2 separate regions of the Homo sapiens genome follow, and region 1 is linked to region 2. A link is a loop called in an ENCODE intact Hi-C map of the cell type or tissue named here. Cell type or tissue: heart left ventricle. All regions are shown on one strand. Links, peaks and the distances in the headings refer to the core of each region. The heading gives the core; the rest is flanking DNA.

Region 1 (16,274 bases), core at 4,759-12,758, 320 kb after region 2:
ATCTGTGACTCCCAGGTTTCTGGTCTGGGTAACCAGGAACTACGTGAGGGGCAGCAAGCTAGTGGGGCTGGACAAGACCAGCTCAGGGGTTATTAAGCTTCAACAGGGGCCATCCAGACAGGACTGGATGGAGATCTAAGGGTGTCAGTGAAAATCGCAGGCAAGGCTGAGATCCACCAGACAGTCTTGAGTGTATGGGGAAGTACACAGACATCATTGCTGGACTGCAAAGAAATCAACGCTAGAAGAATCCAGAGAAAGGCAACAGACTGGCGGGAGGCCACAGTGACTTCCTGGAGGCCAGCTCTGATGGACTGGATATACACTTCAGTTTGTAAAGACCTGAGACTTAACCAAGCCAACCTGTAGTTTCCATTCAAGCCCCTTCAATGAAGATAAACTGGAAGACACATTCTATTATGGCAACCATGTTATAGTCAAATATAATTTTTAAAAGTAAATTAGAATTCTGCAGACGTCAATAAAAATTTAGGCATAAAACATATTCATGTATATTTTCTTTTTCTTTTTTTTTTTTTTTTTTTTTTTTTTGAGACGGAGTCTCGCTCTGTCGCCCAGGCTGGAGTGCAGTGGTGCGATCTCGGCTCACTGCAAGCTCCGCCTGCTGGGTTCACGCCATCCTCCTGCCTCAGCCTCCCGAGTAGCAGGGACTATAGGCACCTGCCACCATGCCTGGCTAATTTTTTGTATTTTTAGTAGAAACGGGGTTTCACCATGTTAGCCAGGATGGTCTCAATCTCCTGACCTCATGATCCACCCGCCTCGGCCTCCCAAAGTGCTAGGATTACAGGCGTGAGCCACCACACCCGGCTGTATGTTTTCAATTATGTATATTACATCAAAATTTCTCAAAATTCTAAATCTGAAGTTCCATTTAATGTCTTCAAAATAAAATATAACAGCATAACATTTAAGAATATAAGTAAAATTCACGTTGGTAAAGTTATTCAAGCACATCCTGTACGTTAACTCTGATGTGGAAATTTTAACATGAATCTACATAGATTGGGTTTTTGAGTTTTAAAGGACTTACAGAAGCAATTCAGCAGCTGACACCATCGTCTTTAACACAGAATGTTTTTCTCGGTACAGGACTGAAAGCAGCTGAATGGAGCCAGCACCCTGAAAGCTCATCACACGCTGGCAGAAGTTTCTGTGGATGTCATTAACTAAAGTACTGTAATGACTTCCCTTCGGAACAAGTCATTTCATTGTCCTTCATGCAATTAGCAAAGGTTTAAATGAAAGTAGGCCCAATTATCTCATGTTTTCCAATCAAGTAAATTCCTGATGTGCTGTGGGTGGTCACGGTCTGTGGCTTTTCCTGTAACTCACTGAGATACTGCCTATACTAAGATCATTCTGATGATTAAGTCAGCTGAAGCATACCAGTGTCCTCTAGGAGGACAGGGAGGTACCAAGAAAGTCACAGAATGGCCCTGATTATGGTAATCACAGGGCCCAGGAATGGCACCCAGTGATTCCATCACTTTGTAATGACAAGAAAACAGACTCCCACATGCTCATACATGAAAATGAGGACAGCTCTTAGAAATAAAAAATAACAAGAGGGTTCCCAAAGCAGCTGGTGCAGATTTTCATATCTGAGATGACCCATGTAGCTCAGAAGAGTCCCGCACTCAGATGCTCAGGCCTGTGCCCCTCTCTCCAGCCCTCAGCTTCCTAATGCCCCACAGGCCTTTCAAAAAGCTGCCACCATGCAACTACTGCTAGACATGGAAAAATGTGGATCAGAACATTATCTAGCAACAACAAAGAAATCAGCAGTGGTAGGAAAAGCCAGCCAGAGGAAGAACAGAATTAAAACACGAAAATCTCCTTCTGTACATAAATAATGAGCCTTCAATGAGCGCTTATTGTGGGCCAGCTCTTTCCTATGCCTATTACATGAACTAACTCGTTGACCTTAACGACTGGACACAGGAAGACTCGGAGGCACAAGTTCATCTAAGTGACACAGACCGTGCGCGTTACAGCATGTTTTGTACTCAGGCAGCATCTCCACCCACCCCATGCCGCCTTCAGCACAGAAGCCCCAGTGACAAGAAGGCTACTTCATTTTGGCAAATCCGTGCATCTTTTTTTTTTTTTTGAGACTGAGTCTCGCTCTGTCACCCAGGCTGGAGTGCAGTGACGCGATCTCGGCTCACTGCAAACTCCGCCTGCTGGGTTCACGCCATTCTCCTGCCTCAGTCTCCGGAGTAGCTGGGACTTCAGGCGCCCGCCACCATGCCTGGCTAATTTTTTTTTGTATTTTTAGTAGAGACGGGGTTTCACCTTTTTGGCCAGGCTGGTCTCGATCTCCTGACCTCGTGATCCACCCGCCTCGGCCTCCCAAAGTGCTGGGATTACACGAGTGAGCCACCGCGCCCGGCCGGCAAATATGTGCATCTTAAAGCAAGCTTTGGAGAGCCCCACTTGGTAAGACTCTAAATAACTGTTAAGATTATAATTGAGAGAAAGTAATATAAAAATGAAATGAATGTGACTAGCATTGCAGTAGAAAGCATGCTTGCCTAGGAGCCCAGAAAACAAGTTCTGTGTACTTTTAACAAGACGTGATCTTGGGAATTTCACATAGCGCTTCAGCGGCTTTGCCTGCTGCACTGCAAAGCAAGCTTCAGTAAAGGTCTGCCCTGATCTCACCGGGACACTTTAGGATTAAAGGTGAGGAGGAGACGAAAGTATATAAACGTACACCAGGTAATTAGACTTTTAGGGATGCTGTGCTGCTGTGGCCTATTTTTTGGAGTAGAGCTGTCAGAAGGCAAAAAACTAAGAGAACCACCATTAAAAGAGACTATCATTTAAAGATCCAAATGGGTTAAACACTGCATTTGCATGTAAATACTGTATCACGGGAAAACTAAGCCTCACTGACCCAACCCTCCATTCGTTCACCAACCTCACAACAATCTCCTTTAGTTGGACGGATTTACTTCAACACATCTGAAATCAGCTACCTTGGGGGAACTGGGATACTGACTGGGAGTGTTATGACTTTCCTGTATTCAATTAAGAGAGAACAGGCCCAGAAGAGGGCAGTGACTGTGGAACCAAGGCCATCACCAAAGAGCCTCTCTGACTTTAACCACAAGGGTTGTGGAGCAAGAAGAATACGAAAGGGATGTGGGGGTGGGGTGGACATTTACTTAGCACCTGTCGGGTGCCAGATGCTTTCTGTACACTGTTCAGTTCAATCCCAACAAAAGCCCACTTCACTGATGAGAAAGGGCCATGACACAGAAAGGGCACCAGGTCTCCCTGAACATGTCCAGGCAGTTCCATGCCCCAGTGCTCTCACATCTCCCATCAATACCAACACCTCAGTAGTGAGACCACACCAACCATTATCTTCCAAACATCTGAAATAAATCAGTGTTAAGGGAGAAGTGCAAAGGAAATGAAGGCACGTCTGAGATGTCAGTCGAGAAGAAAATTAACTAACATAAAAGACATGCTAGGCTGGACAGAACAGGGCTGGGCATGGCAGCTCCCGCCTGTAATCCCAACACATTGGGACGCCAAAGCAGGAGGATCACTGGAGCCCAGGAATTTGACACCAGCCTGGGCAACAGAGTGAGACTCCACTTCTGCTCCCACCAAAACAATTAGCCAGGCCTGGTGGTGTGCGCCTGCAGTTCCAGCTACTCTGGAGGATGAGGTGGGAGGATCACTCGAGTCTGCAGCTGTGATCGTGCCACTGCACTCCAGCCTAGACGACAGAGCGAGACCCTGTCTCAAAAAAAAAAAAAAAAAAAAGAATGGACAGAACAAAAAAGCAAAGTTAAGCAAAATCAAGTAATCAAGTACTTCCTGAATGCTCTTTACAACTACATGACATAGACAATAGAGTATTTATTCACAACAAAAAGGAATCGACACAAGAACCACCCACAGCACACAATTACGCACTTATCAAGCCTATCATTAAAATAATCACCATGAGACACTAGTGACAGCCTGGAGAAAAGGTACAACTGTACCTCGATTCCAACTGTGTGGTGAAGGATGCTGACTAAGAGAACATGCTCCATCATCAGTCTGCTGGGCATGGCCGAGGCAGTGACGCAGGCACCCATGAGAGCGGAGGTCAGGGTGTCATTCATGTCCTTTCTGCTGTGGGCCATGTACAGTTCCTCCAGCTGCCCACTGATGGAAGCCATGTTGGGTTCACTCAACCTGCAGAGAATTGTAAAGACAGAGAGCAACAATGTTTCCAATTAGGAATTTTCAGTTCAATTTTAAAAAATTAAAGAGTTATCCATACCAACAATATATTCTATTTTTATGTACACTTTTGACCCCTTAACTATTCTTATCTTGCCCCAATAACCCAGCATATATTATTCATAACCAGATAATATTCTGGAATCCCAAAACAATGTAATTGCTGTCTTTACAAGATGAAATGTGGCCACACTGAGGCATACCCTGGATTAAGTCTACAGAAACATACGTGAGGATACTCCCCTGAATATTCTGACCTGATATCCCATAGGCAGGGTCCAGCCTTAGGACGTGTTGTTAGAAAAAATGCTAACGTTTTATTTCTTAGGTGGCACAAAAATCCTTAGTTCCTAACACTAGAAAAGGCTGCTCTGTTTGAACGGGTAGTGGGGACACTACACACATATGTACGTGGAAGGTTACTCACTGTGAACCTGTGCTAATACTGAACTCGACACTGAAACAGAGGTTTATATAAATTCCCAGGATAACAGGAAACAAAAAGCAATACAAGGGGGAAGGGGGTGGGTGAGGCCATGGAGGGGCAGCAGGGGAGAGATGGTGGTGAGTTTTATCTCAATTGCAGCGGTGGTGACTCGAATCTTCATGTGATAAAACTACAGAACTGCCCCGGTGCGGTGACTCATGCCTGTAATCCCAGCACTTTCGGAGGCTGAGGCGGGCGGATCACCTGAGGTCGGGAGTTTGAGACCAGCCTGACCTACATGGAGAAATCCCGTCTCTACTAAAAATACAAAACTAGTTGGCGTGGTGGCGCATGCCTGTAATCCCAGCTACTCAGGAGGCTGAGGCAGGAGAACTGCTTGAACCTGGGAGGTGGAGGCAGAGGTTGCAGTGAGCCGAGATAGCGCCATTGCACTCCAGCCAGTGCAGCAAGAGCAAAAACTCCATCTCAAAACAAAACAAAACAAAACAAAAAAACCTACACAGAATCACATGCACACACACATCCTCAAAACCAAAGAGCTGATGGGCACGTGTAACTGACAAAGCCCCACCTGTATGGTTTCCAATCAGTTTTTTAAATGTTCTGTTCTTAAAGTGGGTAACAACAAAATGCAGACATGAGCAATGAGTAAGGGGGATGGAAGACCAGGTGAATGTGTTTCTGCAGAGAGGGGACATAAGCCAGTCCTTCCAACACTGTCCTTAGACGGACAAAGAACCTCTGCCCCTTTCCTTCCTGCTTCTCAGAATAACAATGTGAGCATTTGGGCTGCTCTCAAACCCTAAAGGGATTCAAAGTAGCCAACAGTCGGGTATCCTCTCCTTCTCGAGGTATGGGTCTCATGGGTCTCGGTGCATCAAGCCAAGAACAGAAAGGATCCAATCGACTGTCCCCATCACTTCTATTTGAATTGCTGGGATAATTCCTACATTTTAGGAAACAGACAACCTCTCTAAGTGACACAGTGTAACAACACTACAAGGTCACCTGTTAAGTAGACCTTTTACATGTTTCTTCAGCCTTTCTAGTTCTTCCTTTTTCTTGAAGTCCACTGTCTCCTCAGCTTGCCTCACATGAGGTGGGATGTACTTTTCACCACTTCCACAAAGACTCTGCTTGAAAAGAGAAATAAATTACAAAAAATTTACACTGACCAAATCCTGTGTTTTTTCTTTGCCATATGTGTATTTAAATATTAAACTTCCAAGAACTGGTGGAAGCTGCTACTGATCATTGCTGCTTAAATACATCAGATTTATTGAGTGCTTAGTATATGGGTAAACATTCCACTCACCAGGCTGTGCCTGTCACTATTCCCATTAATGCTATTAATAATACATTTCACCATCTCGTTTTCCCCTGTGTAGCTCTTCAGACCCAGCTGTGCACCTCTGGTATCTGCTCAACTCCAACAGAGCCCTATCTACTGCGCTTTTGCTCGGCCTTAACTTACTGCAGGCACAGTAGCATACAAGAACCTAAATTAAACAAACCGCTAATTTTGGAGGGAAAGTGTCCTAAAAACAATTTCAAACTTGTTTAAAAGTAATATCTAAGTTTATATGATAAAAATCAAAACCGGCCGGGCACGGTGGCTCATGTCGGTAATCCCAGCACTTTGGGACGCTGAGGCGGGCGGATCACGAGGTCAGGAGATCAAGACCATCCTGGCTAACACAGTGAAACCCCATCTCTACTGAAAATACAAAAAATTAGCCGGGCATGGTGGTGGGCGCCTGTAGTCCCAGCTACTTGGGAGATGAGGCAGGAGAATGGCATGAACCTGGGAGGCGGAGCTTGCAGTGGGCGGAGACTGCACCACTCTACTCCAGCCTAGACGACAGTGCAAGACTCAGTCTCAAAAAAAAAAAATCAAAACCAACTCACTGCTATTTCCTAAATTATCAAGGGGGGTGGTGGTGTTTGCAAATCATTAAGGACACAAACATTTGCAAGGCACGATCCTCACTGCTAGGTAGTTTAAACCTGGTTCAATAAAGAATATTTGTATACATAGAAGCTGAATATTTACATACATAGAACTAGTGCGATGTGGGGAGAAGGAAATGCAGGCAATTCCACACAGCTGCCTCCAACCATGAGCTACATGCAAAGGAACGCTGAGATAAAATATGCAAGATGACAGCCCATGAATGCCTTGATTGCTACGTCCTAGATTCTGAACTTTTTTTTTTCTTTGAAACAGAGTCTGGCTCTCTCGCCCAGGCTAGAGTGCAGTAGCGCGATCTCGGCTCAGTGCAACCTCTGCCTCCCTGGTTCAAGCCTCAGCTTCCCAAGTAGCTGGGATTACAGGCGCCTGCCACCACGCCCGGCTGTTTTTTGTATTTTTAGTAATGACGGGGTTTCACCACGTTAGCCAGGCTGGTCTCAAACACCTGACCTCAAATGATCTGCCCCGCCTCAGCCTTTATCTTTAATTCAATGTTGGACTTTATCTAAGGGAGTGCTGTAAATTAGCTTCGAGTTTTAGAAAATTCACTCTAAAAGTCGGGCACGGCAGATGTCCTCGGATACTCGAAAGAGGCCTTAACAGATGAGGTAGGGTTAACAGGTTTAGAGACCTGGGCTGGTAAACACAGAATGAAGATGCTGCACTGTGGAAATGGCCCTTAAGTCCCCGGGATAAAAATGTCTCTATATTGCTTTTCTCCTAAACTTTACATTATGAAAATTTAAAAACATGAAAGAAGACCGAATAGAGTAACGTACTCGATTTACTCACATTCAGCTGAAACCATTATCAAGACACCAAGTCTGTGTCATTTCTGCCTCACGCCCCATTCCCTGTCCCGTTATTTTGAAGGAAATCCCAGAGGGCCTAGAGAGTGTTCACACGATACCTTATCCGTTATGTCACCGTCCTCCGAGGAATTTTCACTCTTTTCTTCATCTTCTGCAAAACGGACTCTCTTCCCCCTCCTTTTCTCCTGCGCTCCCTTTTCCTTTTCTTCCCCCTGTTCCTCTTCTGTATCCTCGTCGTCGTCCTCGCTCTGCGCTTCTGCTTCCTGCGCCTTCTTTTCCTTTTCTACGTCTCCCTCCTCCTCCTCCTCACTTTCGTCCTGGGAGTCACTCTCTAAGTCACTTTCGGGGAGTGTCTGTCCGGCATCTTCCTCCTCCTCACCACTGCTGTCGTACAAGCCGCTATTTTTCCCAGACTCCAGGGCTCCCAGAATATAGTCAAGACCGTCGCGTGCAAAGCTCAGCGGCACGGAGCTGCTGCCGTCCTTCTTTTTGCGCTTGTTCAAACCGAGGCAACGCTCCAGCTTTCGGATCTCTCGGTCCTCCTCCTCGTTCGCCGCTAAAAGCGCCCGTTTCCGGGCAGCGGCGGTGGCGGCTGCGGAGGGTCTGGTCTTTGCGGTGGCGGCCGTGGCCTTGGCCTTGACCCGGGACGGCCGCGGCTTCCTGGGAGGCGAGGGGTCCCGACTAGGGGCTGGGCGGGCGCGCTCCTCCGTGTCCTGCCGGTGACCGCTGGCTTCTTCGGCTCCGCTTCGGCCTCCCAGGCCGGGACCCTGTTCGGGGCCCGCCGTCCTCTGCAGCCGGCGTGCTTTCCGCAGGTGCCGCTTCTCCTTCCTCAGTTCCTTACGGCTTTTTCTCCCTCCCGGGCGAAAGCTCACCGGGGCGCCGCGCCCCTCGCAACCCCCGGGAGCCTCGCCTTCCGAAGTCGCGTGCACGAACTCCTCCACCGCTAGCTTCAGCCTCTTCAGGGCCTTCTCCCCACCGCCAGCAGGACCGCGGCGCGGCCCGCGCCCGCCTCTGCGCTTCATGCGGACCACGCGTCCCTGGGAGCCGCCCGGGCCGGCCTCTCCCGCGCTCCTGGACGCCGCCATCTTTCGAAACGCGTGGACGCACGACTTCCGGCCGAGGCGGGACTTCCGGGGAAGAGGCGGCTGCGCGGGGCGGGCGGGCGGCGCCCCCTGCTGGCCGGAGGGCGACAGCGTGCAGAGCTGCGCGGAGCCGGGTGCGGGGGCAGCCGGGCAGGTGGCGCCCGGGGCAGGCGCGCCCGCGGGTGGGCGCCGCGTGGACGTCAGGCTCGCGATGAGCATGGAGGTGCCTTCACATTTAAAAGGGAAATCCGGCCGGGCGCGGTGGCTCACGCCTGTAATCCCAGCACTTTGGGAGGCCGAGACGGGTGGATCACCTGAAGTCAGGAGTTCGAGACCAGCCTGGCCAACCTGGTGAAACCCACCCACCCCCCTACAAAAATTAGCTGAGCGTGGGGGCACGCGCCTGTAATCCCAGCTACTCGGAGGCTGAGGCAGGAGAATCGCTTGAACCACGGAGGCGGAGGTTGCAGTGAGCCGAAATGGCGCCATTGCACTCCAGCCTGGGCGACAGAGCGAGACTCCAAAGGGAAATCCTCGCGTATGATGGAGGGGAGACTCCGCGCGGGTCGGCGCGGTGCCGGAGGTTGGCGGCGGCGACGACGCTGGGATGCGCGGGCCCCAGGTTCGTGTCCGCCCAGGACCCAGGAATGCGACCTTATTTGGAAATAGGGCCTTTGCAGATGTGGTCGAGAGGAGCCCTCGTGGGTTAGGACTGGCCCCAGAGCCAGCGTTCTCCTGAGAAGCAGGCTCTGGATACGGACCAGGGAGACGCCTGTGGCCCCCAGGCGGCCGAGGACCCCTGAGGAGCCGGCCCTGCCCAGGCTGGGTTTGGACGCTGGGCCCCGAGGGCAGAGCGTTTGAGGTTCCTCTTTACTGGGTAACTTGAACCGGGAAGCGAACGCAGAGGCCGCGCAGTTTGCGTCTGGATTTTTGGGAAGCCCGGAGGCGCAGGAGCAGCCTCGCCTAGCAGTGAGCTGGGGGAAGACGGGGCTGCTGCTGTGGGGTTCTCGGCCTGACCAGGGGCCGCTTCTCTTCCCGGACAGCTTCAGAAGCTTCATTTCCACAGAGTTCCCACCCTTGACTTAATTTAATTTAATTTAATTTTTTTTCTTTTTTTTTTCTTGAGACCGAGTCTCACTCTGTTGCCCAGGCCGGAGTGCAATGGCGGACCAAAGTGCTGGGATTACAGGCAAGCCACCGCGCCCGGCCCGTCCTTGACTTTAAAATGATTTAATTTTTGTCAACTTGTCAGCTCAAAATGGCATCTTGTCATTTAGTTCCTGATGAGAGTGGGTGTCTTTGTTCACTGGCCATTTGTATTTCCTCCTCTGTTTATGGCCTTTGTCCATTTTCCTTATAGGTTTTACGAATTTTTTTAAATATAAAATTTATTTAATATAAATTTAAAGTAGAGACAGGGTCTCCCTGTGTTGTCCAGGCAGGTCTCAAACTCCTAAGCTCAAATCCTAAAGTATTGGGATTACAGGTGTGAGCCACCACACCCGGCAAGGAATTCTTTACAAATAAAAAATTTTGAATAATCCTCTGTATCTCCTATGTGCAAATATTTTCCTCTCTCAAATATTTAAGGTACTTTAAAAAAATAAGTAATTTAATTTTTAATAAGCAATATACTCTATGTACAGGGTCCAAAATTCAAAAGGTACAAAAAGATATAAATGAAAAGGTCAATTTCTGTGCTGTGCCTGTCCACAAGCCACCCAGTTCTCCTTCCATGAAGCAGCAATATATCATTCTGAAGTGATCTTCCCAATAGATTCTATACTCAATGAAGCATAAATAGGTGTGTGTGCTGTGTCTCATGAGTGCTAGTTTACAAAACACTGTTCCACATCTTGCTTTTTTCATTTAACAATGTATCTTGTAGACCATCCTGCAGCAGAGGGAGGGACCAATGGACCTTCCCTGCCACCATCATAGCTGCCTGGATTATTGCAAAGGCCTCTGTCTGGTCTCTCCACTTTCATCCCCTCAACCCTTCAGTCTGCTCTCCACATAGCAGCCAAAGGCATGCTTTTAAAATATGAAAATAGGACCACGTGGCTGCGTGCCAGCTCACTCTCCAGGAACGCTGGAGGTCCTGCTGGATCTGCCCTCACCTCATCTCCTGACCCTGTCTCCCCTCTCTCCCGCCGCTTCCCGCCGCTTCCCCCCGCTCCAGCGCAGGCACAGGCTCCTGGTCCTTTCTGATCCCAGCCTTTGCTCAAAAGTCTCAGCGAGTCCATCCTGACAACCCTGTTTGAGGCTGCAGCAGCCTCAAAATCCTGTTTCCTGTCATCCTATTTCCTTGGCACTTCCCTCCCCATTTGACTTATGTGTTTGTTGTCTCCTTCTCACCAGGGCATGACTTCTGGTCTGTGGATTTGTCCCCAGGGTTAGTGGCACTCGGTAAATAGACATGAATGAATGGATGCTTTGTTATTTTTTATTGGCTGCAAAGTCAGTGATGGAGAGGCCGTCCATCATTTAGTGACACAGCCCCTGCTGATAGTTTTTATTCCCACACATTCATACTAAAAATGATGCTACAATGAATAGCTTTCCACACACAGCATTTCATGTGAGAGTACAGTTTAAGGGATATATTCTTAGAAGTGTGTGAATTCTGAAATTGATGGTGTGTATTTTGTAAATTTGATAAATATTGCTTAAGGACCATCCATGGAAGTTGCATCAATGAATGAAAGTTATGAAACTTATCTTTGCCAATTTGATGGAAGAAAAAAATCTCATTAAGTTGAATTTGCATGTTCCTCAGTAAAAGTGGAGCTGACCATCCTTCATATGCTTATGAGCCATTTCCATTTCATTTCTGCAAAATTGCGATTCATATCCTTTGCCCATTTTTCTATGGTTTATGACAGTCTTTTCTTACAGAAGCTCTTTACATATTAAGGAAATTGGCTCTTGTTCATGACATGTTGCAAATATGTATTTTTCTCTAGTTGACTAGTTTCATTTTTATTTTTTTGCCATGGACGATTAAAATTTCTTTTGCATTGTTAAAATTATCAGTCTTTATGACTTCTAAAGTTTTGTATTATACTTTGAAAGCTCTTCCCCACTCAAGGATTTTTTTTTAAAGATTCCCCCCCTTCCTTTTAGAGATGAAGTTCTCTCGATGTTGCCCAGGCTGGAATGCAGTGGCTCTTCACAGGCAGGATCATAGCTTACCATGGCCTCAAACTCCTGGGCTCCAGTGATCCTCCCACTTCAGCCATCCTGCCCAGCTATTTTTATTTTTGTTTTTTAAGGGATGCTATGTTGCCTAGACTGGTCTCAAACTCCTGGCCTCAAGTGATCTTCCCGCCTCAGCCTCCTGAGTATCTGAGATTACAGTCACGAGCCACCATACCTGGCTCCTAAAATACTTAATCTTTGACCAATGTATTTTTTATTTTGATGTATAAAACAAGGTAAGACCAACCTATTTTTTCCCCAGAAAATGCCAATGCCAGTACATTTTAATGAAAAATCTACCTTTTCTCCACCAATTTGAAACACCATCTTGATAATACAGCAGTTTTTAAAATGTATTTGAGCCTATCTCTGGGCTCTCTTTTTCCTAATCTTCCAGCATGTGTATGCCTCGGTGCTCTACTGCTTTAACTATTATGGCTCTATAACGTAGTTTAATATCAGTCTTCTCATTCCTTGTTACTCTTCATTTTCGTAATTGTTTTCTTTAGTGCTTTTGTTTTAAAAAAAACTTTATCTTTATTTTTATATATTTTTTGGAGACAGGGCCTTGCTCTGTTGCCCAGGCTGGAGTGCCATGGCATGATCATAGCTCACTGCAGCCTCGCCCTTCTGGGCTCGAGTGATGCTCCCTTCTCAACTTCCCAAGTAGCTGGGACTACAGGTGCATGCCACCATGCCTGGCTAATTTATTTTATTTTATTTTTTTAGTATAGAGGAGTTCTTGCTATGTTGCCCAGGCTGGTTTCAAACTCCTAAGTGCAAATGGTCCTCCTGCCTCAGCCTCCCAAAGTACAGTGATTACCAGTGACAGCCATTGCACCCAACTTAAAAAGCGAACTTTAGAATTAACGATCATCCATGAAAAATGCTGTTGGTATTTTAACCGGGGTTGTGTTTAATTTGTAGACTAAACTGAGATGAGGTCTGAACTGGTGGAAAGATGAATAGAATATTTATGATGTTAAATCTTCCTCTCTAAGGACAGTATATACCTTCCATTCATTCAGACAGTCTGTGTTCTCTTCATATAGGTTGTGCATACGTTTCTTGCAGAATTTATTCTTAAGTGTCTTATCACTCTGTTTTTGTCAATGGGATCATTACATCTTCTAACATGTATGAAGAGTGTGTGCTCATCCAAAAATCTGGGCCTCTGTTATTAGAGAACATGAAAAGAACAGATATTGGGGACAATCAGCTTTCCCTGTCCCAACCTTCTCCTTTCCAACTTTTATCTGTCTCGTTTTTCTCCGAATTGCCTCGCTAACTCCTGCAGCACAAGTGTCCTGGTGCCCTGGGCTCCCTGTCTTGGAGGAGGAGGAGGGGGAGGGGCGTGTCCTGGAAAAGGCGGGGGATGGGGGGACCCTGACTCAGAGGGGCATTTCTGATGCCTGAGAGGATGTGGGACTTCCCATGGACAATGCGGGAGGAGGTGAGGGCTTCTGAATGAGCCTGGCACATGGCACAGTGAGCTTGCCTGGCTGGAGTGGAGGATGGGCATCGGGCAGAAGGAAAGCCAAGCTGGGCAGCAAGAGCATGTATCCCACCTGCAGTGGACAGAAGCTGTGCAGATGGCTTCCCAAGCCTCGTCCTTCATCCTCACGGCAGCCACCATGTGAGGTGCAGACCACGTCTTCATTGTGCAGGGAAAGGCTCTGAAGCACAGATGGGCACAATTCCGCCTGAAGGCGGGCCCTGGTGTCTGCCCATCTATGGTCTGCGGTGGTCCAGGCTGAGTCTCCAGGGAGCTGGGGGTGTTTGGAGCAGGGAAGGGACCCAGAAGGAAAGGGGGGGTGCTGTGGAGTGACCAGGAAGAATGTGGGCTTTTTCTGTTTCCTGGGAGCTCTGGTGAGGTTTGTAGGTGATGAGCTCCCCCTCTTTTCCGTCCAGGAGCTGCAGGATCTGCCAAGAGAGGCTGGGGAGGTCCTGAGACCCTTCCCTGTCAGAGAAGAAGAGGCAGAGGGTGGCAAGGGCGTAAGCATGGCTTTCTCACCCATTCCCAGGGGACAGGAGGCATCGGGAGAGTGTCCTGCGTGGGGGAACTGTCAGAGGGGAGGATGACATCGTGCCCCCTGCACCTCCAGCCCCCAATAATGTGAGGATGCGCTAAGTTAGGGAAGTGAGGAAAAGGCCCCACTCCTCCTAGCAGATTTCTGAACTGAGGTGAGGTCTGAACTGGTGGAAAGATGAAATTTTGATTTCAGTCTAGCTGGAATTTATTTTAAAAATCTGCAAAGGATGCTGTTCTAAAGCTGAAAAGTGACTGGAAAAGCTCTGAGATGCACCTGGGGTGTTGTCTAGAAGTGGGGAAGGAAGCTCTGGCACAGAAGTTCGGGAAGTGTGGGGAGACAGAAATTCATTTCCCCCCATTCAGAGGGCCAGGCGCAAGTTTCTGCTGAACACTCTCCCGTCTCTTCCAACCTACACCTACAGCCCTGCATCTTCTCACTGAAAACATTTCCATCTTCTGGGTCAACAGCCGCACTTTTTGTGGTGTGTAGAAACGAGATACAGGGGCCCCCAACACCCAGTGTGTTGGGTGCTGTACAGGAGTGAGCGTTGGCGGCAGCCGGGGCTCGGCTCACCGCCTCAGGGTACTGTGTGTACACAGGAGTCAGGAGTAAGTCACTTTCCCAGCCCGTGAGGCATCATTTTAGAGCTGGTTTCTCTACTGTACCAATGTCCCTGTTCTGCCTGGCCTTTGTCTGCAGCCCTGCTCCCTTCCCTGGCTGTCACCATTCCAGGAGCTGCCCTCCTGTGCTCTGCACTGCTCCCATCCACCTGTCCCCGCCCCAGACTGTGGGTGGGAGCCCGACCTGCACTCTGGCTGTGCTGGAACAAAGCGTCAGGGCTTGGTCACCATCAGCCGCTGACCACGGTCTGCTCGGGCTGCTGGGAGACCAGGCTGTGCTGGGGAGTTCCCGGGGATCCTGGCGCCTGCCAGGAACCTGAGCTAGGTAGGTGGGAAGTAGTTGTGAGCAAGACTTACGGCCTCACGGTGATGGGAACAGGAAGGTTCAGCTGCCAGATGCACACAGAGTAGTCAGCAGCGCGGCCCTGGGCTCTCAGGCTTGGGGTGAAACCCTGATCTCCCCATTTCCAGCCACGTGGCCTTGCTCACCTCTCCAGCCTGGGTCTATCTGTGGAATGGGATGCGGTGGTGCCGACGCCACGGGGCTGTTATAAAAATGCTCGTTTCAGCTTGGAACTTACACCGGCCCTCCCCGTGCTCCCTGAGTGGCTGCTGTGCTGGGCCTGAGGGCTGCTTGCTCCTTCCCTCACTGTTCCCAAGCTGTCGGCTGCCCTCTGAGGTCTTCATTTGGGGGCGGTTGTACTGAGACGTCTGCGGACTCAGGCTCCGCGAGGGTGCGTTCTCCTGGGGTCTCAGCTCCTTGGTCTGACGGTGAGTCTTTCAGAGGCTGAAGGGTGACGGGCTCCACAAACACCTCCCCACACTGCTCATCCCGCAGGCTTTGCCACTCGGTTCATGGAGAGGAGCCTGGGGGGAGCCAGGATTCCCGTAGCTCCCAGCCTGAGAGGAGGGTGCCGGCCCGCCGCACCTTCAGCTGGGGCCTGTTTCTGTGTGTCAAGGCCGCCAGGTGAGTCAGCGGAGCGGGAGAGCTCTCCTCCCGCCCAGCCTCACGCCTGCCGCACTGGCTGAGCTCCCCGCGCCGTAGACCAGGGCCTCCCCCGGGGTTGCACCGCTGGTGCTCCCGGAACCCAGGCCCCTCCTTCAGTCCTCCTCCGCGACTCACTGGGGAAAAGGAGCCCGCAGCCTCGCTGCCATCCCGCTCCACAGGAACCCCATGAGTGAAAATCGATTACTTGCGCCGAGTGCTCAGCCGGGGTCTGGCGCACAGAACGGCTCAGTGGTTGGTGGTGAACTCCCTGAGGCCGCTGACCTGCGTGAGTTTTCTGTCTGTGATCGTTCTCTGAGGCCTGGCCGGTGGCCGCTGGGCCATCTGCGCTGGTTCTGATCTCCTGGGGTGGAGGTTTCTTTGCTCTGAAGCCAGGACTTCTAATACTTTGTGGGGGATTTTTCTTTTTTTTTTAGACGGAGTCTCGCTCTGTCGCCCAGGCTGGAGTGCGGTGGCGCGATCTCGGCTCGCTGCAAGCTCCGCCTCCCGGGTTCACGCCATTCTCCCGCCTCAGCCTCCCGAGTAGCTGGGACTACAGGTGCCCGCCACCACACCCGGCTAATTTTTTGTATTTTTAGTAGAGACGGGGTTTCACCGTGTTAGCCAGGATGGTCTCGATCTCCTGACCTCTTGATCCACCCGCCTCGGCCTCCCAAAGTGCTGGGATTACAGGCGTGAGCCACCGCGCCCGGCCTATGTGGGAGATTTTTCAACCGAAGATCCTAACATGAGGGAGGCCTAATGTGAGCATTTTTGGCTGCTCCCCACTTGAAAGACCCCTGCATCTGTGACCCTGCAGATGCCAGCGCACCTTGTCACCCAGTCGTG
Region 2 (16,274 bases), core at 3,929-11,928:
TGCCCTGCAGCACCTGGACACCGACCCCCCGCCCGGCAGAAGTGCCCCCCACAAATCCCGGGTCCACGGGCAGGGCTCCTCTGCAGCTGATCGCCAGCAGGGTGACCCCGTGCAGAGCCTCTCTGGAGCACTGCCTCTCCCCGTCAGTCCCCAACTCCGCCTCAGGAGACTGTGCCTTCCTCCCTCCTGCCTGCCCGGCCGGGCCTCACCCAGCTGAGACTGCAGAGAAACCCCTGCCTGGCCTGGGCAGCCTTGAGGGACAGGGCTACGCTAAAACCTGCAGAGCTGGACCCCCAGCTCCCATCCTCCCATCAGGGGGAGCAGCTCCTCCCTCCGGGGTCCGGAGCTTCGCCCCAGTGACACCAAGCATCACGTCCTCCTGACCAAGGCCTTGGCCTTACACCCTGGGAGCGTCCCCCAGCTCTGGCGGCCACCACCTCTGCCTGTGCCAGGCACCTGGAGTGGTCACAGTGCTGTCACTGAAGGACTGAGCACGCCGGAACACCTTCCCGGGCGGCTCCCCCTTTCTGGAAGGGACACTCCTGGCTGAAGGTGTCCATGACCAGGCCCTGTGCTCATGGTACCAAGGAGGCCACGGAGACAGAGGAGGGCCCACCTCAGCCCCCGCCGGGTGTGCACCTGTCGGGGAGGTGGGGCGAGCTGAGGACCTGCTCAGCTCCTTCCTGAGGACACCCCCGAGGACCCTCGTGCATCTCTCATCGTCAGGGCGCTTTCCCGACAGCCTCCATGGCCGGCAGCTCCTTTCTCAGCCAAGCTGGAAGCATGCAGGGCGGAACCTTCTGGTACCCTGTGCCCCCTGCGGTCAGCGCTCTGAAGTCCTTGTCGGGTGGGACTGGACGGCGGCGGCCGCTCCCAGGTCAGGGCAGGAGTGGGGGCGGGGCGGGGGGCCCGGAGCAGCCGGCGTGGGGGCGACACCCACGGGCGTCCTCTGCCATCCGCGCGGCACCGTCCCGCGCAGGCCTCGCCTCCCTCCTCCGACCTCCGGCCCCCGGTGGGGACCCCCGAGGACTCTCGGGACCGCGGCTCTGGAGGGCCCGGAGGGCTGCGGGCTGGAGCGGGCGGGGAGGAGCCTTGGCTGCGGGAGCCCCGGTCCTCCCTCCGCGGACCCGTTTTCTAGGAGAGCGGCCGCCAGGCCCCCAGGGTGGCCGAGTCCGAAGCGTCCTTTGCGCGGTTCCAAGTCTCTGGAACGTGGCGGGGCCGGGCGTGGCTCTCCTTCCTTCCTGGGAGCGGCGCGGGGCCGCCTCTCGGCTCGACCCCTGGCCCCGGGGCCGTCCCAGGCCCTCCCGAATCACCTCCTGGACTCCGAGCCCTGGGCCCCGGGTCTCCTGCAGGCCTCGGGCGTCCGCCGGCCCAGCGCGGGAAATGCAAATCCCGACCCCGCACCCACAACCGCTCCCGCGGCCCTGGAGTCCCCAGAGGCTCTCCTGGGACTTCCGCCTCCCACGCCCCCTCCCGCGTCCCCGGGCCGCGCCCCTCAGGCCTGTCCGTCCAGCCCGTCCCGGAAGCCCGGGCCCCGCAGGGATTTGCGCGTTCTCACTGTTTACTGGGCGAGCGGACGAATACGGAAATGAAGTGGGCCTCGTGCTGGGTTCGGTGTGGGCACGGGTGACCCAGGTATACAGCCAGCGCATACTGTCCGTGTGTCCGAGGGGTCAGGCCCTGGGAGGATCTGAGCCCAGGGTCCCACGGAGGAAACTCGCCCACAGCAGCCAGCCCCGTGGCTCAGCCTCACTCCCAGCACGTGGGGAGGCTGAGGCAGGAGGTGGCTCAAGGCCAGTTCAACACCAGTCTGGGCAACACAGCCAGACCCCGTCTCTACAAAAAAAGAAAAGAGAACAGCCCAGGTCAGCTGCTGCTGGACCAGCGGGGCTCCGTGGCATCACCGAGGAAGCAGAGGGCAGGCTCACAGGCGAGGGGGGTGGGGCGATGCAGACCCAGCCAAGGCCTATTGCACCCCAGGAGCGGGACCAGGGGAGGAGGGTCCCCGAGCCCCTGAGGGGCTTTGCTCCAGCGATGCTGACATTGAACTTTGGCCTCCAGAACTGGGACACAGTGTGTTTCTGTGTTGTCGGCCTCCAGAGCCCAGCCTTGGCTGCTAGCATCTCTCAAACACGTGTCGAAGAACCAGACCCTCCTTCCGCTCTACAGATCTCCTGAGCTCAATGGGTCCTCCTGCCTTGGCCTCCCAAAGTGTTGAGATTACAGGCGTGAGCCACTGTGCCCAGCTGCAATCTCCATTCTAAAGGAACAGGAGCTTCCACCCACACGAGGGTTCCCTGCTTCCCCTGGAGGGGGGGCGGGCATCTGAGTTGGATGGGAGCTGACAGCGTCAAGATGGGCCCAGGCTGCCCATCTGGGGGTGGCCTGGCTGTGGGGCTAGGGTGGTGGCCCTGGTGTGGTGCCCACCTGTGGGCCTGTCTGTCTGGGACAGAGCCTCTGACATCCCTGCAGATCCCTTGCACTGTCTGAGGGTGCGCCCCCACCCTAGGCTCTGCCCTTCCCTGAATGAGACTCCAGGCACCCACCTGAGGGTAAGCAGCTTCCCCAGGTGACCTAAGCCAGTGACAGCCCTCATTCAAGGGTCCCCTAAGGCAAGTGTTTTGTCCTTGTCTCCTGTCCCCAAAGGCTCCTGCACACTGGAAGCCCATGGCAGCTCAAGGGGTGACCTGGGGAGGGGGACACCATCGCCCCTCACCCTTTCAGGAGTAAATCAAGTCCCCATCCCCCTGTGAAAAGCAATTCCAGGCCCCTAGAAACCTCCTTGAAAAGAAGTCACTTCGGCTCAGTATGGTGGCTCACACCTGTCATCCCAACACTTTGGGAGGCCAAGGCGGGCAGATCACTTGAGGTCAGGAGTTCAAGACCAGCCTGGGCAACATGGTGAAACCCCGTCTCTACAAAAAATGCAAAAATTAGCTGGGCACGGTGACACGCACCTGTCATCCCAGCTATTCGGGGGGCGGAGACAGGAACATCGCTTGAGTCCAGGAGATGGAGGTTGCAGTGAGCCCAGATCGCACCACTGCACTCCAGACTGGGCGACAGAGGGAGACCCTGTGTCAAAAAATAAAACAAAATAAAAATAAAGGAGGTCACTTAACACATTCCTTGGGGGGCCACCAAGCACTGGGCAGAGCGAAAGTCCAGCGGTCTCGCTGCTCTGTATGTGGCAACCTGCACTCAACACTCATCACTAGAAAATGAAATGAAAAAACTCAGACACACAGCACAGATGCCCAGATCTTTTGATATTAGATTCAACAGACATGGAATTACTGAGCATGACAGACGCTCACTTTCCATTCTGTGCAGACGATGGCACAGATGGGCAGCCGGCCAAGGACTGCCCCCAGCAGCCCGGCAAGGGGAGGGGAGAGGAGACACAGCCTCTTCCTCAATGTGTGTGCCTTCCGGGGATCCAGGGCCCAGAGCCGGCCATGAGTGGCTGCAGGAGGTGGGGGGTGGGCAGCGCCTGCGAAGGAGCCCACACCCGGGGGAAGGACAGGCACCAGGAGGACACACGGGAGCCTGGCTGGAGGAACGGGAGCGCCGGTGTGGGGAGACGCAGAAAGGAGTTGCTCAGAAACTGAGGCCATTAGGACCATCCGAAGTCAACAGACTCTGCCCGGTTCTCCCCTGCTTGCCTCAGAGGCTGAGGCCCCAGACTGAACGGGGGACGGTCTCCCCAGTAGACAGGGGTGATTCCTGCAGTGGGTGATGCTGCCCCGTTAGACAAATGGTCCCCCCAGTAGACGGGGGATAGCCCTGAAGCAGGGAGTGGATGGCCCCACACTGCTACAGCGAAACAGTCCCCCCAGTAGACAGGGGAGGCTCCCTCCAGGGGGACTTCTCTCCTGTGAGTTTTCAGTGTTGACTTCATTGTATCCAGGAAGCAATGACCACATTCTGAGTGAATTTATCAGGCACTTCCTGCCTCATCAGTCCTTGTTGTGACCAGCCTTCCTTTCATGGTGTCTTAGGTGGCTGTCTTAGTAATGTTGGGACTCTGAAGATGGATCAAGGTGTCTTTCCTCCTTGAATGATAGTCCAAGATGTTGGATGGGTCTTAGGTGAGGAGCTGGCTGGGTGTCAGGGCACAGGGTGGTAAGGGTGGCTGGGAGTCCTGGCCTTGCCCTTGTCACCCCATTTAGGAGCCTCAGCAAGACCAGGCGGGGGCAATAGAGAGGGGGCAGGAGGCCTTGGACCTGGGCCTGTCTGTTCATCCCTTACTTGGTGCAGAACATCTGCTGGGGCCCCTCACATCTGTGGGGTCTGGATGTGAACATAATGTGTGAACCTTACCTGGCCGCGGGCACCACAGTCTGAGCTGCAGGTGACAGCCCCAGATGCGGCGGATCAGGAAACAGGTCCCACACTGGGGTCCCAGCTGGGCAGGTGGAGAACCGGCTCCCTCTGCCTGCCCCGCAGTGGCCAGGGCCTGTGCTCACACACACATCATTGCTGCACGGGGACTGTGCAAGGACGCCTTCTGCTGCAGAACAGGAAACTGCCCCCTGAATCTGCAGACCCTGGCAAGGCCCCTACGGCCACCGCGGTCAGCCCCGGAGAGAGGAGAGGGGCCTCGGTGGCAGCACAGGCCCACCAGGGTGTCCCTAGGGCTGAGGTCTCTGGTCCCAGGGGCCCCTGAGTAGGGGAGGGGGGCGAGGGTGCTGCAGGGAGGGGAGGCCCCTGCAGATCCATGTGGGCCCCACCTCAAAGGAAGGGATCCTTCGACTGGGGGTCCTGGGGGAAGATAAAGACCGCCCCAGGCCCATTCTTTCTGAACTGGAAGCCTCAGCAAAGGTAAGAATGAAATAAGGTAAATACACCCCCAAATTAGAAAATTCCAAGCTTCTTCAAATGGGTTTGACAGAATTTCCAACTCCAGTCTTTCCTCTGAACTAGGCAGTGTTCCCCAAAAATGTAACTCGGCCTGCTGGTGACCAGAAGCCTAACCAACTGGTGACATCAACAGTGGTTAGCACATGGTTTCTATGTTACGTATCATATGCTGTATTCTTACAATAAAGTGGGCTAGAGGAGGAAGGGCAGGCGGAAGGCGAGGTGAGAGGCTGGCCTCTCAATAGAGGGCAGCTTTCATGGAAAACCACCCATGTAGCCGGGCGCGGTGGCTCCCGCCTGTAATCCCAGCACTTTGGGAGGCCGAGACGGGTGGATCACAAGGTCAGGAGATCGAGACCATCCTGGCTAACACGGTGAAACCCCGTCTCTACTAAAAATACAAAAAAATTAGCCAGGCGTGGTGGTGGGCGCCTGCAGTCCCAGCTACTCGGGAGGCTGGGACTCCATCTCAAAAAAAAAAAAAAAAAAAAAAAGAAAAAGAAAAAAAAAGAAACCCACCCACGCTTTGGTGGACCTGCACAGCTCAGACCGTGTTACGCAAGGGCCAGCTGTGTACAGTTTCCTATTTCTAAGTATATTCACAAGATTGTGCAGCCACCACCACCAATTCCAGAACATTCTCGTCAGCCCCCAAAGAAGCCCTGTACCCATCAGCTGTCAGTGCCCGTCTCTTCCCTCCTAAGCCCTAACAAGCACCAGTCTGCACCCCGCCTCTGGGGATGTGCCTGTGCTGGACACTTCAGGTCAAGGAGTCACCCAGCATGTGTCCTTTTGTATCTAACGTCCCTGAGGCGCACCCATGCTGCTGTGTATCACACTTCCTTTTACTTACTATTATTATTATTTTTGAGACAGAGTCTCAATCTGTCGCCCAGGCTCGAGTGCAGTGGCGCAATCTCGGTTCACTGCAAGCTCCGCCTCCTGGGTTCACACCATTCTCCTGCCTCAGCCTCCTGAGTAGCTGGGGCTACAGGCGCCCGCCACCACGCCCGGCTAATTGTTTTTGTATTTTTAGTAGAGACGGGGTTTCACCGTGTTAGCCAGGATGGTCTTGATCTCCTGACCTCGTGATCTGCCCGCCTCGGCCTCCAAAAGTGCTGGGATTACAGGCGTGAGCCACCGCGCCTGGCCCACACTTCTTTTTACGACCAAGTCCTATTCCACTGCACAGAGGGACCACATAATGTTTATTCCTTCCTCAGCTGATGAACACTTGTGTGTTTCCATCCTTTGGCGATCGTGAATAAGGCAGCTATGAACATTTGTGTACAAGTCTGTGTGTGGACAAAGGTTTTCACTTTTCTTTGAGACAGAGTTTCACACTGTGGCCGGTTGGAGTGCAGTGGTGCCATTCATAGCTCACTGCAGCCTCGACCTCCTGGGTTCAAGCGATCCTCCTGCCTCTGCCTCCAGAGTAGCTGAGACCACAGGCGTGCACCAACCATGCCCTGCTAACCTTTTTATTTTTTGTAGAGATGGGGTTTTGCCATGTTGCCCAGGCTGGTCTCAAACTCCTGGCCTCAAGCGATCCACCTGCCTTGGCCTCCCAAAGTGCTGGGATTACAGACATGAGCTCGGGTGCCTGGCCAGGTTTCCCTTCTCTACTGTAAACCTAGTAGAAACTGCTGGCTTGCTGCTGTGTGTGTAACATTTGAGGAACTAAGGCAATGGGATGTTAAACTTTAACATTTCTGCTGGGCACAGTGGCTCACGCCTGTAATCCCAGCACTTCGGGAGGCCAAGGTGGGCGGATCGCCTGAGGTCAGGAGTTTGGGACCACCCTGGCCAACATGGCAAAATCCTGTCTCTATTAAAAATACAAAATTAGCTGGGCGTGGTGGCGGGTGCCTGTAATCCCAGCTATGTGGGAGGCTGAGGCAGGAGAATTGCTTGAACCCAGGAAGCAGAGGTTGCAGTGATCCAAGATTGCACCACCGCACTCCAGCCTGGGCAACAAGAGGGAAACTCCATCTCAAAAACTTTAACATTTCTCTTAAAAGGTCAGCTTTATATTGCTATTTTATTAGCCACTTCCTGATGAGGAGACACAAGCAGTGCAAGCCTGCTGACTCTGGTTGCGGGGGCAGGCACCCGGGTGAAGATCACCTTCCAGAGCGCCGGGCGCCCTTCCACACGCAGTGCCCACTCCTGACCACCAGATGGAGCCCACGCACTGCCCAGGACCACGAAGCCGACCCGGGGTCTGGAGCAGGCCAGGCAGGCACTTGCTGGACACGTGGGCAGCTGCCCGCAGTGGGACCACCAGAAAGGCGGTGCCTGGGCGGCCTGCACCGGGCGCCCACTCCTACCCTGAGCTAGGGCCGGCTGGCAGCCGCAGGGAGGCTCTCGTGAGAAAAATGGGGGTCCAAGAATTGAGGGTAGGAACCATACAGGGGCTAACTTGAAATTTACCTTAGTTAGCAAGACTGTTCTCCATAGATGTAGCAAATCCATGCACTCAACCAGTATTTACTGAGCATCTGCTGTGTGCAAGGCGTTATTCTACATGCTTGGTAAACAGCAGTTTACTAACCTCCCACCCTCCATGAAACTTACATGGTGGGGGAGAAAGGAAGTAATAGGTGAGTGAAGTACATGGTGTATTAGATGAAAATCAGCACTCTAGAGAAAGATACCAATAAGAGAGGATGGATGTGCTGAGGTCAGGGGGGCTGTGTTTTAAATAGGGTGTGGCAGGGGAGGTGGCACTGGGCAATAAACTGCTGTACAACACGAGATCAGCCATGCGCCACAGCACAGCACACATCCCAGGGCCCCAAGCCGGGGAGGGGCGCGGTCTGATGGCACCAGGGGCGAATGACAGGGTCTCAGCTCTCCCTGAGCTGGGGACACACTGGAAGGTCTTGCCCAGAGTGTCATGAACTGACTTGAGGTCAGGGTCACTTTGGCAGTGGGCAGGAACTGAGGACGGAGGACACTTTGCTGCAATTCTAAGCCAATGGCTTGGGACAGGGAGGGGCAGAGAAAGCGGCAGGAAGGCCTCAGGTGTTGTTGGGAGGGTCTGTGATGCAGTGGTAGGTGTTGAGTGGGAGAAGGCCAGGCTGACCTGAGGAGGGCCAGGTGCCTAGGGACAGCCCGCGTGTCGGGAACATAGAACGCAGTCCGGACTGGAGTCTCACGTCTGGCTCCGGGCTGCAATTAGCCTCTAGAACCCATCATTAGCTTATAACTGAGGGCCTTATTTTATGTTCAAAATACTGAGCTGAAGATCTCTTGACACCAGTTTTACGGTTCAGATAGGAGCTCCCAGCACCAGCCTCATCTTCCCTGACCCCCGACTGGGCAAAAGCAAACGTAGAGGCTCGAAGGGCTGTGGGCCAGGCCACAGCCGAGCAGTCGGCAGCTGTGCCACAGACCATCCTCCATGGAGCCTGGATGGCACGTACAGCTGGAGGTTCCGGCCCAGGTGCTGCGGGTATCAGGACTCCCTGGAGCACCAGAAATGAACTCCAGGCAAATCAGCTGGAATGCCCTGCAACTCCCAACCTAGAAGTTTTTAACATTGAAAGGATTTTTTGAGACTGTCTAATTGTTTTCCAGAAATCACCTGTGAAGGATTATCCAGGACACTATAAAAAATACAGACTGCTAAGCCCCAACCCCTAGAGACACAATGGCCTTCAGGAAGGGCCGGGAACACTGATCTCATGCACCGCTCGTTTTACTGAGTCAAAGGAAAGGCTTGTTTGCGTCTGCGTGGGCAACAGCCAAGTACAACCAGAACACGTTTCGAAATCCCCACGGGTCTACCTACCACACTTAAATCAACACAGCCAGAATGGGGCTGCCCAAAGAAACAGGCCACGTCCTGACTCCAGGACATGTGTACATACATGGCCTTATTTGGAAAAAGTCTTTGCAGATGTAATTGAGGATCTTGAGATGAAGTCATCCTGGATTACAGGGGTGTCTATAGGAAAAAGGCAGGACACTGGAGACAGGGGGAGAAGACACCAGATACCAGAAGCTGGAGGAGACAAAGGGTTCCTCCCTGAGGCTGTGAGGCCTCCTGATCCCTGGAGGAGAGAAATGCTGCTGCTTTAAGCCACCTGATTTGTGGTAATTTGCTACAGCAGCCACAGGGAGCTGATGACCATGAACACGATACCATTTTAAGAAAGACTACCCCCCTCACACTTGAATGAGCTCTAACAGCTCTGGTCCTGTCAAGTCTGTGGATGCAAGCACGACAGCATCCATTCAGTCATCACCTCAAACTCATCAGTCCATCGGCGCCATCCCATTACCTAGCACGGTGCGTACGTGGAGTGACGCTGGCCAGTTCACATGCGGGTCCTGAGCTGTGAAGGCGTGGAGCACCCATCGTGGAGGCGGACTTCTGTCTGCAATCCTGGCAGTTCAAGGAGACGCATGGACCTTGTGCTATCCACAAATCTAAGAAACATTGCCAGCAATTGAATTCTTTGGGTGACTCAGTATGTGAACACCCTCCACGATAAATTCAAGACTGACACCAGGCTGCTTCCATGACATAAGATCACCTTAATGAGCACAACAGGTGTGCCTTTCTTTATTCTGGATCGTGCAGAAAGAAAAACCCAGTGACTTCTGCCGTATTTGCCTCTCTAGGCAGCCCCAGTTGGCTGGCTATGGTTCCCTCCTGTGACACCCTTCGAGCCTCTATGTTTGCTTTTGCCCACTCCAGGGTCAGGGAAGACGAGGCTGGTGGTGGGAGCTCCTATCTGAACGGTAAAATTGGTGTCAAGAGTCTTCAGCTCAGTATTTTGAACATAAATAAGGCCCTCAGTTATAAGCTAATGACGGACACTGCCTCCTGTCAACATTTAGAAGTGCGCAATCGATGAATCCAAACCACAGCAATCCATCTCAGTAATCAGAACGTGAACCATCCTCTTAAAGCAAAAGTGGGGCCGGGCGCGGTGGCTCACGCCTGTAATCCCAGCTACTCGGGAGGCTGAGGCAGGACGATCGCTTGAACCCGGGAGGCGGAGCTTGCAGTGAGCCCAGATAGTACTACTGCACTCTGGCCAGGGCAAATGAGCGAGACTCTGTCTCAAAAAAAGAAAAATGCACATAAAAAGAGAACAGCATTTAAAGAGATTACCGTTTTCTGCCTACCTCTGCAGAAGAAAAAGTAGTAGTAACGTTGCCTTTATACAGCAATATTTTTATTGTTAAGACCTTGGCCAAAACTATTGTAACCTTGTAGGCTGTTAGGGCAGACTTTTGAAGATGTGATGTTTGCAACCTGTGACACCAACCGCCTAGGGAGACAAATTAAAACGTGGTTTACAGTATGTGAAAGTCAAAAGCCTGTCTACAATGCTCATGGCATCTCCAGAATGCTCCTGTGAAACCCAAGCCTCCAGACTGTCCCTGTTTCACAGATAAATCAGTCGAGGCACAAAGCACTTGGGCTCAAGAACTTACCCTCAGAATTTTCTGGAAGCAGAGACCTTTGTGTAGTCAGTGCCTTTTCCCACCTGGACATGCTGGTCACCAGTCTCTTCAGGTCACCAACTTTGACCACCATCCAAGCACCAGGAAAAGCCCTCTGGGTTGATCCCAGCATGCCACAGTGTAGCACTCCAGCATTCAGCCCGTGTTTGGGAAGTCTAGGTAATTTCTCATTAGAAAAACCTCCAGGTGAACCTGCTGTTCTGTGAGGGATGCACAGGGTGGCTGCGTCACTTCCTAGACTACCCTGCTAGTTGTGATGCTTGCTGACCCGGAGCAGGTGGATCTGAAAGAGCTGAGCATGCCCTGAATTTCTATTTGAGTTACCATATGCCTTTGGCTGTTTATTTCTTTCAAGTATGAGAAAGCTTACGTATTCAATTATTTCAGGTTCACCACTCACCTCCTCAGGAAGTTCCTGGAAGGAGTCATTAACCCCACCACAGCCTTTCCCGTGCTCCCAGTTCCACCACTGGAGGCCTGCATGTCAACGGCAGGGATACATAGAGTGTAGACTGCAGGCTCACGATGGGCAGGGATGCAGTATCTGGTTTCCCACACTCCGCAAAAGCACACACCATCCTGTAAACCACTGCAATCGATAAAGCTGCCTTAACGAGCTCAGGATACCAAAACAAAGATCTCTCTGCAGATAACACCTCATGAGAAGTATCTGCAATAACCCCAAGTCAACATTTAGGTTTGTGTACAAAATTACCAGAAAGCAGAAAGTAGGACAGAACGTAGAAAAGGGCAAACAAAACAAAGAACAAAGAATCTTCCTCCAGAAATTTTTCAAGAACTAATGCCAGACCCAATGGGAGACTCGGGAAGCCAACACCCGTGGCTGGTCGGATAGGAGCACACCGGCCGCCGGCCTGGGAGCCACGCTCGGCCCACCCCTGATGACAGGCATCCTCCCGAGGACCTCTGATTCTCAGTGAGTGTAGGCCATCTTACTATACTCCATTAGCTGGTGACATGCAAACACCTGTGATAAAACTAGTAACATTCAGAAGCTGTGCTAATCACAATGATTTGGGGTAGGACTCCAACACAATCTTGGGAAAAAAAACATTTAATGTAAATGTTTAGCCATTAGAACATACAAATAAATAAATAAGCTCAGAATAGCTGAGAAAAAAACCACAAATAAGTGAATTGTCAATTTCTCTTCAGTCTCAGATATGCTATTTCCAAAATACTAATAAAATATACAAATTAACTAATAAGATATAGAACATTCAACATAAAACAACCTAAAATAAAAAAGACCAACCCTAATTATTTTATTTCTGTATATCAAGACTACAAATAGCATTTAAACGCTTAATTTATTATTCAAATTAAGAAATTATACATTTTGTTTTGATAATGTTCATTGTCTTAAAAGTGTCATTCAGCTTTCCCACTTTAAAAGTATATTGCTAATTATGGTCAATTAACTATGACAGCCCACAGAGCCTCCAGTGACAGTAAAATACGAGACATAGAAGAGATAAATGAGGATTTAGATCCCCTCCCCCCAGCATCAGCAAAGGGTCACTCTGCTCCCACAGCTGACGCTTTGAAACGCTTTCTGTTTGTAGAGACTAAAATCACCCAGCAACAGGTCAGGTCCTGATAAAGTGCCTACTGCAAGAACTACCGACACTCCTCTTCCCTGGATGTGCACCAGGGACTGTCCCGTCTTCGAGTCAGAGCAGCACCAGGAAGCAGAGGGTGCCAAGCATGGCGAGTCACCCCCAAATATCCAGGAAGACAAGTGGGCGCAGCCCAGGGGAAAGGAGGGCGAGCGGATGATGGGAGACCGGCACGGCTAGCATCGGGACAAAGATGCAGCCGCCACTTTGGTTCAAACAACTTTAATGACACCACAGTGTCTGTCCTCCCCCAAGTAACTGGGTATAGTGGGTGACAGATGTTGCAGTAGCTTGGCAGACCCTCCTCCTCCACCTCCCCTGAAAGCTCTCCAGGCACAAAGTGGAGATAGAAATAGGACAATGAATGAAGTCCCCACCTCACATCCACAGACAGTATCTCCAAACCATCATGAGGCAGGCCACGGTATACTGAAAACAAGCATGCTAGTCCCATTTGGGGAAATGGCTTAAAAAGCACAAATAAAATATTACCATCATCATCTCTTTTCCAAACCTAACCACTTTGGGAAAGGCAGCAGAAAAAAAAAATGCCTTCAGTTTTAATAATGAGGCTTGTAAACAATCCAACCACATAAGCAGCAGCGGCCCCATGGCGTCTCAGCCCTCAGACCCTGTATCTCTGCCGCCTGTGCAGCCCTGTCTGAACCCTGGAGTGGCGCTGCCTGCTCAGGAGGGCTCTGATCTCACCAGCAAAGCCAAAGCTTCATCTTTGGTTAATTTCACTGAGATGCCACTAGTGTAAAAACTGTGCTCTTCTTGGCAATATTACTAAAGTAGCCACATGGCACATAACGTGTTATTTTAAGTTATTTGAAAAGCAATGTCCATCTAAATAAGTGACCACACCGTAATAAAAATCATTTAAAAAAGGAAGGGAGGGAGGAATGGCAGAATGAAAGAAGGAGCTTAGGAGAGCCTCAGGCGTGCAGTGTGAGTATCCTCGTGGGTCTGGGGAGGCGCTGCTGACGAAGGAAGCACTGGTTCTCTGTAGGGGTCTGACCCCAGCATCAGCTTCAGCTCAGCTCAAAGCCAGCGGCACATTCAATCGCATAGAGAAGTTTACTTCGCAAAAGTGTCTCGTCATAGAACTCGGGGAGCTTCAGCAGGTTCATGCAGGTGCTGGCTGTGGGGAGCCGCTCAAGGTCGGAGCCTCCGTTGTGAATACAAAATGCGGGATACAACTCCTGAAAAACAGCATGTGTGCAAGATGTCACTGTAACAAGCATGGCATTACATGAGTTTTAATACAAAGTACACAAAATGTGCCTGCTCCAATCAGTAAAGTTACCATTGCAGTCACATTTTCCCGAAACCACATTTGCTTTGTTGTTGTTGTTTGTTTTCTTTGAGATGGAGTCTAGCTCTGTCGCCCAGGCTGGAGGGCAATGGCGCCATCTCAGCTCACTGCAACCTCTGCCTCCCAGGTTCAAGCGATTCTCCTGCCTCAGTCTCCCAAGTAGCTGGGATTACAGGTGCCTGCCACCATGCCTGGCTAATTTTTGGATTTTTCCTAGATAAGGGGTTTCACCACGTTGGCCAGGATGGTCTTGAACTCCTGACTTTGTGATCTGCCCACCTCTGCCTCCCAAAGTGCTGGGATTACAGGCGTGAGCCACCGTGCCTGGCCCACATTTGCTTTTTTAAAAAATTACATTGATGGCTTAGTTCTAACTTACATAAAAGATTATGCACTGTGCTTCAGGCATAAAAAGGGATAAATAACATTCCAGGCCAGGCGCATAGCTCACACCTGTAGTCCCAGCACTTTGGGAGGCCTAGCTGGGGGATGGCTTGAGCTTAGGAGTTCGAGACCAGCCTGGGCAACATAACGAGACCTCATTTCCACTAAAAATAAAAATCAAAACAATTAGCCAGGTGTGGTGGTCTGCCCCTATACTCCCAGCTACTTGGGAGGCTGAGGTGAAAAGATGTCTTGAGCCCAGGAGGTCGAGGTTAGTGAGGTATGATCACACCACTGCACTCCAGCCTGGGCAACACACAGTGAGACCCTGTCTATAAAAATTTTTTAAAAAGGATCAAGATTTATTCTATCTTTCCTGTACAAGCTATTACTCGGGTTAACCAAATCATTGGTGAGAAGAAACAAAGCTGTTTTTAAATAGAAAATTCCAGCTAATAAATTATACAATTATGTAATTAGAACACGGCTGTTTTAGAAGCACATTAAACAATGGATCTAGGCAGTGATAAGTGACCACTAAAATCAAGAGGAATTCTGACGCAGAGATCGATCCCAGCATTGTGGGGAGATGACTCACGAGAAGTGGATCTCCACGATGATTAAGGGAATGGGAAGCATACGACATTACCTATGTGATGTTATTGCCAAAAAAAGAAAAATTCAAATTTAGAATCTGATGAGACCTCTATCAGTTTTCAAGAGATACAAAGAAGCAACCCAGTTACCCTATTATTTTTATTTATTTATTTTTTTGAGACGGAGTCTTGCTCTGTCACCCAGGCTGGAGTGCAGTGGTGCAATCTCGGCTTACTGCAACATCCGCCTCCCGGGTTCACGCCATTCTCCTGCCTCAGCCTCCCGCATAGCTTGGACTACAGGCTCCCGCCACCACGCCCGGCTAATTTTTTGTATTTTTAGTAGAGACGGGGTTTCACCATGTTAGCCAGGATGATCTCGATCTCCTGACCTCGTGATCCACCCGCCTCAGCCTCCCAAAGTGCTGGGATTACAGGCGTGAGCCACCGTGCCCGGCCCCAGTTCCCCTATTCATTAAATTACAAGACGAAATTGAGGGAGGTAGAACATCTATAGACCAAATGCATGATGAAAAGTGGCTTGCTTGTGCCAGAATTTAAATAATTGTTAACAAAAAAGAAAGATGATCAGGGAAATTTGAATATTGTTTTTCAGATGTGTTCATGACGTTCTGGTATTTAAAGGTACAGTGTGAAAATTCTCATCCCTGTATCACAGATACCCAGTTCCCATTCCCACTGGCAACCAACGCTTCAGCGTCTTAAGTGCTCCCAGAGATGAAATGCACGCATGAGAAAATGTTCTCCCTCCTTTAGGTTTAAAATTGAGACGGTGAGCACATTGGACACAGTATTCCGTGCCGTGCTTTTCTCATCTGATAATGGGTCTCGCTCATCTTGCCTATTAATGGTGAGGCTATATGGTGTTCCATGCACACGCGCGGCACGACGTGTTGCTGGGCACTTCTCTCAGCTTTTTACAAAAAATGATGCAATGAATACGTACCTGGTTTTCACAGTTGTGCAAATGTATCTGTAGGCAAAAACCGTGTTAGGGATTGCTCAACGCAGACTTAATGCATGAGACCTATGGGCGTGTCGGTCCTCTGATGGCCACGAAGAACCGGTGACTCCACCTTCCTCGTATACACAAACACCATTAGCTATTTGCCTCACATTTGAGATACGTGATTTATGTGTTCTCTTCCAACAGGAAGACAATAAGGCACAGATCGCCCTCAGTCTGCTCACTGTCGCAGCCTGTGCAGATTTAGTATCTGGCACGGGTTTCAGAGACCTAGCTAGGTCAGCCCTTCCCTGCACACGTGTACACGAAACTCTCTGAGAGGTGGGCCTGGCAGCAGGAGCAGGGGCTTCACCCACATTCACAACTCCTGGGACTGTACTCTAAGAAATAATTAGAGATGCACATGATAATTTATGCACAAGAGGTTCACAGCATCACAACGAAGGAAGAGCTGTAAACAACTAAAAAACAGAAAGTAAACTGGTAAATCACATGATGGGACACTACAAGCCCATTAAAAATATCTCAAAGAATAACATGAGGAAAAATGATCCTGATGTAATGTTGAGTGAAAAAGGTAGCCTAGAAAACTGAACACAAGATACAGCTAAAATTATATTTAAAAATTACGTGACCAGGAGCAGTGGCTCATGACTGTAATCCCAGCATTTTGGGAGGCCACAACGGGTGGATCACCTGAGGTCAGGATTTCTGAGACCAGCCTGACCAACATGGCGAAACCCCATCTCTACTAAAAATAAAAAATTAGCCGGCTGTAGTGGTGCATGCCTGTAATAATTCCAATTACTCGGGAGGCTGAGGCAGGAGGCAGAGGTTGCAGGCTGCAGTGAGACGAGATCACGCATTGCACTCCAGCCTGGGCAATAAGAGTGAAACTCTGTCTTAAAAATATATATGTTTGTGTGTGTGTAACAGGCTGAGCATGTTGGCTCACACCTGTAATACCAGGTGTGTGTGTGTGTGTGTAACAGGCCGAGCAT

What was found. Hi-C counts contacts between places; a loop is a spot of excess contacts. Peaks named below come from ENCODE experiments on the same cell type or tissue, not always from the same donor. Only the 100,000 strongest peaks of a DNase experiment are listed, where the experiment ranks them.
Region 1: it touches region 2 in a loop (2.6-fold over the local background); 19 of 110 quality-filtered maps call a loop at or near these places.

The regions. Positions count from the first base shown.
Region 1 is chr7:156,942,053-156,958,326 of GRCh38, reverse strand. It overlaps NOM1 (nucleolar protein with MIF4G domain 1), which reads right to left and starts at 8,615. Exons shown (of 11, transcript NM_138400.2): 1 at 7,603-8,615; 2 at 5,729-5,853; 3 at 4,029-4,224. The coding sequence starts at 8,589. LOC105375605 (a long non-coding RNA gene) reads right to left here and starts at 15,770. Exons shown (of 4, transcript XR_001745007.1): 1 at 15,711-15,770; 2 at 15,369-15,599; 3 at 15,022-15,217; 4 at 12,543-13,747. RefSeq lists silencers at 8,195-8,244, 8,525-8,874 and enhancers at 8,935-9,463, 16,139-16,274. In heart left ventricle, for the core only: a CTCF peak has its summit at 8,691 (motif pointing left); DNase peaks (open chromatin) are centred at 8,182, 8,616 and 9,504; H3K4me3 peaks cover 3,287 bases; H3K27ac peaks cover 595 bases; H3K27me3 peaks cover 1,929 bases.
Region 2 is chr7:157,264,503-157,280,776 of GRCh38, reverse strand. It overlaps UBE3C (ubiquitin protein ligase E3C), which reads right to left. Exons shown (of 23, transcript NM_014671.3): 23 at 11,407-13,192. The coding sequence ends at 13,022. Among named protein-coding and RNA genes, the nearest start is that of DNAJB6, 64 kb to the left of the region's middle. RefSeq lists enhancers at 7,424-8,193, 8,508-8,802, 8,194-8,962. In heart left ventricle, for the core only: a CTCF peak has its summit at 7,037 (motif pointing right); a DNase peak (open chromatin) is centred at 7,036; H3K27ac peaks cover 236 bases.